Linked DNA regions of Homo sapiens: region 1 is linked to region 2. Evidence: chromatin contacts called from ENCODE Hi-C data. All regions are on one chromosome and are shown on one strand. Each heading gives the region's core, a stretch centred on a gene start or an enhancer-like site at or near the end of the contact. The rest is flanking DNA. Distances are from core to core; before and after follow the strand shown.

Evidence for each region. Hi-C counts contacts between places; a loop is a spot of excess contacts on that map. Pooled maps may share reads with other maps.
Region 1: a loop to region 2 is called in a map of HCT116, with 4 times the contacts of the local background. The contact joins two enhancer-like sites. A Hi-C loop is called at or near these places in 3 of 168 maps with a recorded cell type or tissue (HCT116, endothelial cell of umbilical vein and left cardiac atrium) and 10 of 50 pooled maps.

Annotation. Positions count from the first base shown.
Region 1 is chr6:156,553,934-156,559,321 of GRCh38, reverse strand. No RefSeq gene overlaps it. Among named protein-coding and RNA genes, the nearest start is that of SNORD28B, 180 kb to the right of the region's middle. Within about 2 kb of position 1,626, at least 6 of the 41 ENCODE cell types and tissues checked have a DNase peak (open chromatin) inside an H3K27ac peak, as active enhancers do.
Region 2 is chr6:156,173,853-156,178,725 of GRCh38, reverse strand. All of the region lies in intron 3 of LOC101928923 (a long non-coding RNA gene), which reads left to right. Among named protein-coding and RNA genes, the nearest start is that of SNORD28B, 200 kb to the left of the region's middle. RefSeq lists an enhancer at 2,338-3,209. Within about 2 kb of position 2,470, at least 3 of the 41 ENCODE cell types and tissues checked have a DNase peak (open chromatin) inside an H3K27ac peak, as active enhancers do.

The DNA.
Region 1 (5,388 bases), core at 377-2,876, 380 kb before region 2:
AGACCTTTTCGAGAGTTGCTAAAGCCTGGAGTCAACAGAAAAGCATTGTGTGTGGCTCACTGTTTCTTTTTGTTGTTTAGACAAGGTCTTGCTCTGTTGCTCAGGCAGCCTCCACCTCCTAGGCTCAAGTGATCCTCCAACCTCAGCCTCGTGAGTACTAGGACTACAGGAATGCACCACCATGCCCAGATAATTAAAACTAACTTTCTTTCTTTCTTTCTTTCTTTCTTTCTTTCTTTCTTTCTTTCTTTCTTTCTTTCTCTCTCTCTCTCTCTCTCTTTCTTTCTTTCTCTTTCTGTCTTTCTTTTTTTGTAGAGATGTTGTTTCACCATGTTGCCTAGGCTGGTCTCAAACTCCTGGGCTGAAGTGATTCTCCTCCCTCAGCCTCCCAAAGTGCTGGGATTCCAAGTGTGAGCCATTGTGCCTAGCCACCACTTTGCCTCTAACAGCAGCAGGCAGATCTGTCCTGCCAGGATGAGGCCATCACCAGGGCAGCCTCCATCATCACCTTTGAGTCATTCTTGAATGCAGGATCAATCCTTTTTTATCATTAAAGGCACTTGACACATAAATAAGTCTGGCAAATTGACCCATTGCTGCTTTAGTTTGGATCTTCTGCCTGGAAAGGCAGAGGAGAGATGAGTTGAGTACTGCAGGTCCCAGAGAGGTAACTTCAATTTGCAGGTGGAGATGCTGATTTCGTTAGGATACTCCCATTCACTAGAGAGTTAGAACTAAAATTTTTGTTTTTCTTACAGATTTGGTTTTAAAAATCCAGTATTTTGTCTAATTAATTCTTTTTTTTTTTTTTTCTCGAGATAGAGTTTCGCTCTTGTGGCTCAGGCTGGAGTGCAATGGCACAATCTCAGCCAACTGCAACCTCCACTTCCTGGGTTCAAGCGATTCTCCTGCTTCAGCCTCCCAAGTGGCTGGGATTACAGGTGCCCACCACCATGCCTGGCTAATTTTTATATTTTTAGTAGAGATGGGGTTTCACCATGTTGGCCAGGCTGGTCTCAAACTCCTGACCTCAGGTGATCCACCCACCTCGGCCTCCCAAAGTGCTGGGATTACAGGCATGAGCCACTACGTCCAGCCTAATTCTTTAATTCTTAATGAGTAAGTGAAATTGCCTTAATGACTTGTAGCCAGGAAACACTCAGGCTGGTGTTTCTCTTCTTGTTCCAAGAGTTATGGATAACTACCAGCTGCTTCTGATGACACTGTTAGACAATGATCATGTGACCACAGGGGTGGCTCTGATGGAACCCAGATGATAATCCCATATGTTAGGATCAATTCCTTGCTAGATTCATATGTTGCTTTTTGTCAAAAAGTCATTCTTTAGAAGCTGCAGTACTTCCTGTTGTGTTAAGGGCCTCTCTACCCAGTGAGGAGACCAGACCTGGCCTGATGAGCTGCGTGAGCCCTGCCCCTCTGTCTTTATTTGGGAAATGGGGATAGTGACGCCTATGGGACCTCCCTCATGGGGTTGTTGTGAGTCTCTGTAAGGTCATCCTTGAGGAAGAGCTTTGCAAAGCATCAAGAACCAATCAGGTAATCCCTTACATCAGGAATCTGGCCGGACGCACCCTGTAGGCCACAGAAAATCAAGGACTCAGATGCCTGGCCACGCCTCCTTAGGCAGCAGTCCTGATGTGGTGTTTCTCAGCAGCTCTGCCTTCTCACAGCCCTCCTGGTGTGAGCAGAGTTAGTGCCAGCGTTAATAGTGTTTATTTTAGAATCAACACATCCCTATACCTCATCATGCCACAAAAAGAGGCATTTAGGCTGGACCATTCCACAAATATTTATAGAACACCTCCTAGGAGCCAGGCATTGTTCTACTCTCTGCCAACACCAGGAGAACAAATAGATACTGTCCCTGCTCGTATGGAGCCCACAGTGAGGGAGAGAAAGACATGAAAAGCAACAGCACCCGTGAACAACCCCCACACTAATAAATATGTGACTAAGAGCTGTGACAAATGCCGCGAGGGGAAAACGGGGACTGTGAAGAGAGATTATGTGGCAGGAGGGCTGGAAACAGATGGCACTTCTCTGAGGAAGTGGCTTTTGGGCTGAGACCTAATGGCAAATGGGAGTTAGAGACTTTGGCAAAAATAACAGCCACATGAAGGAAGACCCAAAGGCCAGCATTGTCCAGTTTTATGATCAAGGGGACGGTGGTGGCAGCTGATGAAGCCAGAAGGGACAGCAGACATCAGGCAATGCAAGGTAGTTCTGTGGTGGTGTGGGTTTCACCTGACGTGCAGTGGAGTCCACAGAGTGTTAATAAGCAGTGCGGTGATGTGAACCCATGTGGAGAAGGGCCAATCGGGATGCTTGTGGAGGGTGGACCAGGGCAGCAAGATAGACATGAAAGCCAGTCAGGAGGCTACACCATCACTGGGTGGAGGTGGCTGTAAGTGAAGTGGTGGGATTGGAGGGACCTGGGCTGGGCTGGATACACAGGGAGGGAGAGGGAAAGGGAGGGCCGAGGACAGTGCCCAGGTGTCTGCTACCTGAAACTGAGTGTAGGAGGTCCCATTTCCTGAGGGGGACACTAGAGTCCAGGCTGGGAGCTGTGTGAGTCCCCTGGGCTGTCATAACAAAGGATCACAAAGCAGGTGGCTCAAAAACAACAGAAATGTAATCTCTCACAATTCTGGCATCCAAAAATCTGAAATCACAGCGTCAGCAGGCCCACACTGCCTTTGAAACCTGGAGGGGAGGCTCCTTCCTTACCCCTTCCAGCTTCTGGTGGCCTGTGGCAGCATCACTCCAACCTCTGCCTCCATCTTCACAGGGTATCTCTGTGTCTTTGTGTCTTCACAAGGTCATCTTTTTATAAAGATACTGGTCATATTGGATAAGGGGCCCACTCTACTCCACTATGACTGAATCTTAACCAATTATATCTGCAATGACCCTGTTTCCCAGTAAGGTCACATTTGGAGGTATTGAGGGTTAAGATGTCAAAAGATCTTTTATTGGGAGACAAAAATTCAACCCATAACAGGCACATCACCTTGGACATGCACGTAGACCTTCAGGTCAAGATTGGCCGTTGACGTCCAGAAATGATGTCTTGGTGCAGATACAAAACAGTAATGGATGAGATCCCCTAGAATGAGAAAATGCAGGGGATGAAGGGAGAGGGCCACCAAATCAGTCCCGAAGACCTGGAGGGGCCAATATGCAAAGGAAACTGAAAAGGGAAGGGAATTATGAACATGGAAACTTATTTTCTTCCATAAACTAGAAAACTTCCTGAGACCAGGTCTTAAGGATTCTAGATTTCAGAGGCTGGAAATATACTACTACTTACTGTTACTCAAAACTAATGATAAATGCAATTCAGGCTCTATTTTAAAAACTTTCAGTAATCCTTTTGTAAAGCAAACACTCCTTTTCAAATGAGAACAGCCCACCACTTAACATACAATGTTTTCAGTTTATAATTTCATCTATGAGTTGCACCCACTGAGGCCTCTTTTGCTGGACTGGGTTCTGGAAGGGAATGAAGGGCACTGTTATTCCAAAGATGAGAATGGACAGCCGTACAGAGGCCAGAACAAAATGGGTGAGATTCCGTGGTGTCTGCCTACGGGGTGGAACCTCTTTGAAACAAAATAATGTGATTGTTGAGGATCTCAGTTGAGGTTGAGTGGGTGCCAGTGTGGAAAGAGTGTGGGAGTCAGCGCCAGGTGAGTCGATGTGCCCAGTGCCTCATGTGTGCTGTCCTTGGGTGGGCAACAGTGTGATCCCCATGCTACGAATGAGGATGTGGGTGCACTAAGAGGTGAAGGGATTTACCCAACATTGCATAGTAGAGCTGGGATACTTTTTCTTCCCCAAACTTTTCCCTCCATGTGGTTTATTTGACCGCAGAGAAAGCCTTGCCTGGACTTACCCTGGGCTCATTTATGAGGCCCAGAGGCTGACCAGGCTGTGGAGTAAGCCTCAGTCTTATTTAGCCCAGGGCAGCAGAACTGGGCGGGTATCAAGGCTTCATGAATCATGTGGGGGACTTGAGATCTTTATCTGAAAACACCACTAAGTGTGTCAGGCACACTACTAAGCCTGCTGAATCAAAGTCTCCTGGTTGAGGGTAGGAGAGATTTTTTTTTTTTTTTTTGAAAATATCTGCAGTGGTTTTGCTGTACATTCTTCTTCCAGTGGACAGTAGTCTCTGCAGGACCCTCGGGGGTGGCAGTGAGGTGCTAATTGAATTGGCCCTTAGTTAAGCCTTGCTCATAGGTCTGGTTAGTTCTCAGATCATCTGAAGCTTTTGTTTAAGTCCTAGGAAGTCTTGATTTCCTTTGGGCAGGGAAGCATATGACCTGGGTGCCTACAGCAGCAGCCACAGTAGCAAGGTGCTACAGGTTGGCTGGGTGTTTGGCTGCCTGAGAAGAACCGGAGGTGATGGGCAGAGAAGTTAGAGAGATCTGGGATTGCGTACCAGCCCTACTGGCTGCGATGTAGGAGAAAATTATTTAATTTCTTTGAGGCTCATTTTCTACCTCTAAACATAAGGATATCTCTTTCATAAGGTTGAAGGTATCATGAAATAATGGAAAGCTCATTGCTTTGCTAGGATGATCAGCTCATCCGGTCTGCCCAGGAATGTTCTGGTTTTAAACCTAAAAGTCTGTGCCCTGGGAAACCCTTTAGTCTCAGCCAAATTGGGACAGTTGGTGACTCTAGGCTTGGGACAAATTAGACGCTCAATAATAAAGATGAATCACTTTCCAGTGTCACCTTCCCTGAGTTGTTACACCTCACATTGGTACACCTGCCTGTAAAGGCAGCTACACCTACTGTAAGGCAAAGGGAGGGAAGTCTTCCGTGTCCTTTCGGTGGGATGACAACGCCCTTGACAACACTGCTGAAATGACAACTCTGTAAATTCCATCTCTGCTCTAGACGAGGTTTTGTCTGAATCCCCTTGTGACATGTGTTCTGCATTTTTGCAAAATCACTGACCAGAGCTAAAGTGAAAACAGGGAGCATGGAATATGGTGGAGCTCACAGCCTCTCTGGAAGCAGATGCACCAGCCAGGTGGTTCCTTCTCATTGTATGGGTGAACAGGGCAAGGCACAGAGCTTCTGGAATCGAAATCCTCCCTGTAACAGGAGCTAAGGCAGGTTAGCAATGCCCCTAGTAATGATTCCTAGTTCTATGCATGGAAACACAGAGCTGTCCATGAGCAACCTATGTGCAGCAATAAGCTCCTGAAATTGTGCTAAATTATTTGATTTAAATACTGGTCTATCTAGGGATGAAGACCTAGGCAATGCAGATTCCCATTAATAATGAATGATTTGCTGTATTCTAATCCTGTTAAGCAGAGAGTTACTCTGCAAATGTATTAGTGGCAATGT
Region 2 (4,873 bases), core at 1,221-3,720:
GATATACATATGCGCTATATATGCGATATACATATGCGCTATATATGCGATATACATATGCGCTATATATATGCGATATACATATATATGCGCTATATATATGCGATATACATATATATGGGTGTATATATGTATATACTCATATATATGGGTGTATATATGTATATACTCATATATATGGGTGTATATATGTATATACACGTATATGGGTGTATATATGTATATACACCCATATACACACACACACCATATTTTCTTTATGTGTATATTTACACACACAGTGAAATATTATTCTGCCGTAAAAACAAAGCCAATCTTGCCATTTACAGCAATACAGATGAACCTGGAGGAGATTATACTAAGTGAAATAAGCCAGATACAGAAAGATAAATACAGTATGATCTCATTTATGTGTGGAATCTAAAAAAGTCAAACTCATAGAACCAGAGTAGACCAGTGATTGCCAGAGGCTGGGTTGTGGGAAAATTGGGAGATGTTGGCCAAAGAGTATAAGCTTATGTTACTGAACCCCACCACTTACCCATAGTTGGCCTTTGGATTGGGGTTTTCCTCAGCATTGTCTCTTCCTTGGTTGCCGGAAAGATGTTACTGGAAAGGGGTTTGGATCCAGACTCCAAGAAATGGTTCTTGGATCTCAAACAAGAAAGAATTCAAAGCTAATTCATAAAGTGAAAGCAAGTTTATTAAGAACGTAAAAGAATAAGAGAATGGCTACTCCCTATGCAGGGCAGCAAGGTGGGCCATTGGTTGCCCATTTTTATGGCTATTTCTTCTTGTTTATATGCTAGACAAGGGGTGGATTACTCATGGCTCCCCTTTTCCGAGCATACAGGGTAACTTCCTGACGTTGCCATGGCATTCATAAACTGTCATGGCGCTGGTGGGAGTGTAGCAATGAGGACTACCAGCGGTCACTCTTGTCGCCATGTTAGTTTTGGTGGGTTTTGGCTGGCTTCTTTACTGCATGCTGTTTTATCAGCAAGGTCTTCATGACCCGAATCTTGTGCCGACCTCCTGTCTCATCTTGTGACTTAGAATGCAGAACTCAGCCTTATGTTACTCAGTCCTAGTCAAGATGGAGTTGCTCTGGTTCAAATGCCTCTGACACTTTTAGTCATAGGATTAATAAGTTCTGGGGTTCCAATGCACAGCATTGTGGCTACAGCTGATGATACTGTATTGTATGCTTGAAATTTGCTAACAGTAGATCTTAAAAGTTCTCACTACCCGCAAAAAGAATGGCAGCTACGCGAGGTGATGGATGTGTTAATGATCCTGATTGTGGTAATCATTTCACAATGAATATATACCTTAAAACATCATGTTGTACATCTTAAATATATAAAATTTTGGCTAGGTGTGGTGGCTCACTCCTGTAGTCCGAGCACTTTGGGAGGCCTAGGTGGGTGGATCACCTGAGGTTGGGAGTTTGAGACCAAACCTGGCCAACATGGTGAAACTCTGTCTCTACTAAAAATACAAAAAAAAAAAAAAAAAAAAAAAAAAAAAATTAGCCGGGTGTGTTGGTGGGCGCCTGTAATCCCAGCTACTCAGGAGGCTGAGGCAGGAGAATCACTTGAACCCAGGAGGAAGAGGTTGCAGTGAGTCGAGATCATGCCAATGCACTCCAGCCTGGGTGACAAGAGGGAAACTCCGTCTCAAAAACAAACAAACAAACAAAAAACGAATTTTTATTTGTCAATTATATCTCAATAAAGCTGAAAACAAACAATGTGAGTGGTTACTCTTTTTTTAATATTTCTTTGCAATAGTAGACTTTATCCTTCCTTCCCTTGCTCTGCCATTTAAATACTGTTCAGTGTGTGGAAGGAAATGAAAAATCCTGATTAGCCAGTAGTATCATGAGAAGTTATTGAGCACAGTGCTCTTATATGACACTGGAACTCAAGTCCTTGTCGTGCATACCTGAATCAGTTTTCTTTAAAACTGCAGTGGATGTAGGTCTAATTCACTACCACAAATATGTTGGGCTTTGCTCTTCAAAAGAAACCCAGAAATACTTGTCTTTGCAATCCAGCCACAGACAGCATTAGTTGTGGGAATCAGAGGTATATGATTTTAGGATGGAAAGATTTTGCTGCAGGCATGTTTAGATTCAGTGTAAGGGGTGATTTCTTTTGATTTGTGTTATTTGGGATACAGAACTGATGCGCTTCTTATTCTTTCATTGAGACCTAATAGAAAGATGGGTTATAATTGTAGAGAGAAAAGGAGAATGAATAACGTGGACCCGAAGTGTATACTTGGAAGTCACGAACAAGCATGAACTGACTTTTTAAGCTTTCCCTTCCAAGGGTGAAGACTTCATGGTGTGTGTGTGCGCACGTGTGTGTGCGTGCACGCGCGTGTCTAAGCCCTGCCAGGAAAATCCCTTGAGAACAGCCTCTGCTTCCTTTTGTGTGGAGCGTGGTCACACCCAGTGGCCAGTTAGGCTAATCACACGTGTATATTCCCCGGGGATACCTGAGAAAGAGCAGCCGGCCTCAGTCACTTCCTCCGGTGGATGCCAGAGGCCAATTTGGATAATAGCAGAGCCACCTTGTTCCTTTCCTTTGTTCCAAAATGTGGTGCCTGGGTAGGAAAAAGCCCCACACCATTCATGATGTTAACAATAGCAGCATTAACAGTCATTGGACTCCCACCGAGTGTGTTATTCTTTAAATTAGAACCCATGAATATAATGAGATGGATTTTCACAGGAACAAGGGCAGGCTGAAACAAAGAGGTATTGCTTTTTATTCTTATTTCCCTTGATTTTTGCATGATTTAAACATTTTGAACCTTAACTGTTCTTTTCATTTTACTTTTGAGTTGGGGAGGGTGATATCATGTTAATGTTAGAAAGAAAAAGGACCATCTTTTTAGAATGCAAATAGAGGCAGAAACTCTATTTATGAAAATTTAAAGAACTGTATGAAACAACTCCAAAACATAGCATCCTCAATCAGCATCAGAATGACGCTTTTCTTTCTTGTGTGCTTGATTTTTAAAATTATCTTAATAGACACTGTGAAGGTCCCTTGTGTTACTCAGGGGCAGGCTTGACTCATGGATAGAAGCACTGAAGTTGTGTTTGTGACTTGTGGCTCTGCCTTAGGCTGATCATAAAGTAGAAGTTGCGTCCATAGGAGGCTTCTTACCCACCCAGTGAAAATTTAGTCCATTTCTCTTTAGGAGAGAGCCTGTTCTGGTCTTCTTTTCCTGGACGGTGGATACATTTTTCACACTTTATGAGTTTGCCTTTCCAGAGCCTTATAGGGGATCAGGTTGTTGCACCGCTCTGATATTCATGCCACTGAAAACTTAAATCAAGCTTTATTTACTGTTCTAATTGAATAGCCCCCTGGACAGCCAGTCCGTGGTGACTTCACCCTTTTCTGAAGTTCAATCATTTGGCACATTTCAGAAGAATAAAGACTTTAATCATCCAAAACAAATTGAAGCCAAGAGACCAGGGTCTGAGTTCTGGTCTCTTGGTCTAAGGAGTAGTTGACCTTGGTTTGGAAGTTACTTGGCTCCAAACAGAGTGACTCAGTCTCCTTCTGTCAAATCAGGAGGTTGTACTAGAAGATACCTAACATTTTTTCTAGCTCCTTGAGAAGGTAATTTTAATCAGAACCTCTTTTCCTCTCTTAGCTCATTTCCACAATCCATTATTTTCTTCTCAAAGATATTCATTTCTTAATTAAAGATAGGTATTTTTAATGAGTCCTGCAGTCTCTGGGCTAGTTCTTGATTTCTCCTCTTCATTTCTGTGCTTCCTATAAATCCTGTAGCCATGATCTACTGCCAGATATCCGATGTGTAGGTGGTGATGTGTGTTCTTGTTTTATTAAAGTAGAACTCTTGTTTTTCTTCCAACGTACAGATCGTTTCCCGCTTGATGCTCATAGCGGGAAGAAACGTAATGTTTTACAATGAAAAACAAAACTTGCATTCATGGTTTGTGTCATTTGCTCCTCCTTCTCTACCTGGCCTACACCAGCTCTCGCCCACATGAACTTCCCTCTTCTGAAGAGTTATCATGGCCCCAAGTGACTGAGCAATAATGAGTGAAGCATTCTTACCAGCAAGGTGGTTGAGGGAATTACACGGAAAGTTACATGGCATTCTTGTTCAATGAACTCACTTTCAGTTGTTTCTTTAAATAGGTAGAATATTTCCCTGCCAGAGGTGTAACTGCCCAGTGGGTTCACTTTGCCTACTGCCTAGACAGAGTCGATTTATCAAGACAGGAAAATTACAATAGAGAAAGAGTAATTCATACAGAGCCAGCTGTGCAGGAGACCAGAGTTTTATTATTACTCAAATCAATCTCCCTGAGAATTCAGGGATTGGAGTTCTTAGGATAATTTGGTGGGTAGGGTGTTCTGATTGGTTGAGTGGGAGATGAAATCATAGGGAGTCAAAGCTGTCCTCTTGTACTGAGTCAGTTCCTAGGCGGGGGACCACAAGACAAGATGAGTCAGTTTCTTGATCTGGGTGGTGCCAGCCAGATCAATGGCTGTGATGATGATGGAGTGCATGGTCTGCAAAATATCTTCAGTACCGAGTTTAGGTTTTACAATAGGGATGCTATCCCCAGGAGCAATTTGGGGAGGTTTAGAATCTTGCAGCCTTCAGCCACATGACTCCTAACCCATAATTTCAAATCTTGTGGCTAAAGGGGTTTGTTTTGGGAAAGGGCCGTGATCTCTTTGTTTCAAAGCTAGGTTCCTCCCATAGTTAGTTCAGCCTATGCCCAGAAATGAACAAGGACAGCTTGGAGGTTAGAAGCAAGACGGAGTTGGTTAGGTCAGATCTCTTTCATTGTCTCAGTTATAATTTTGCA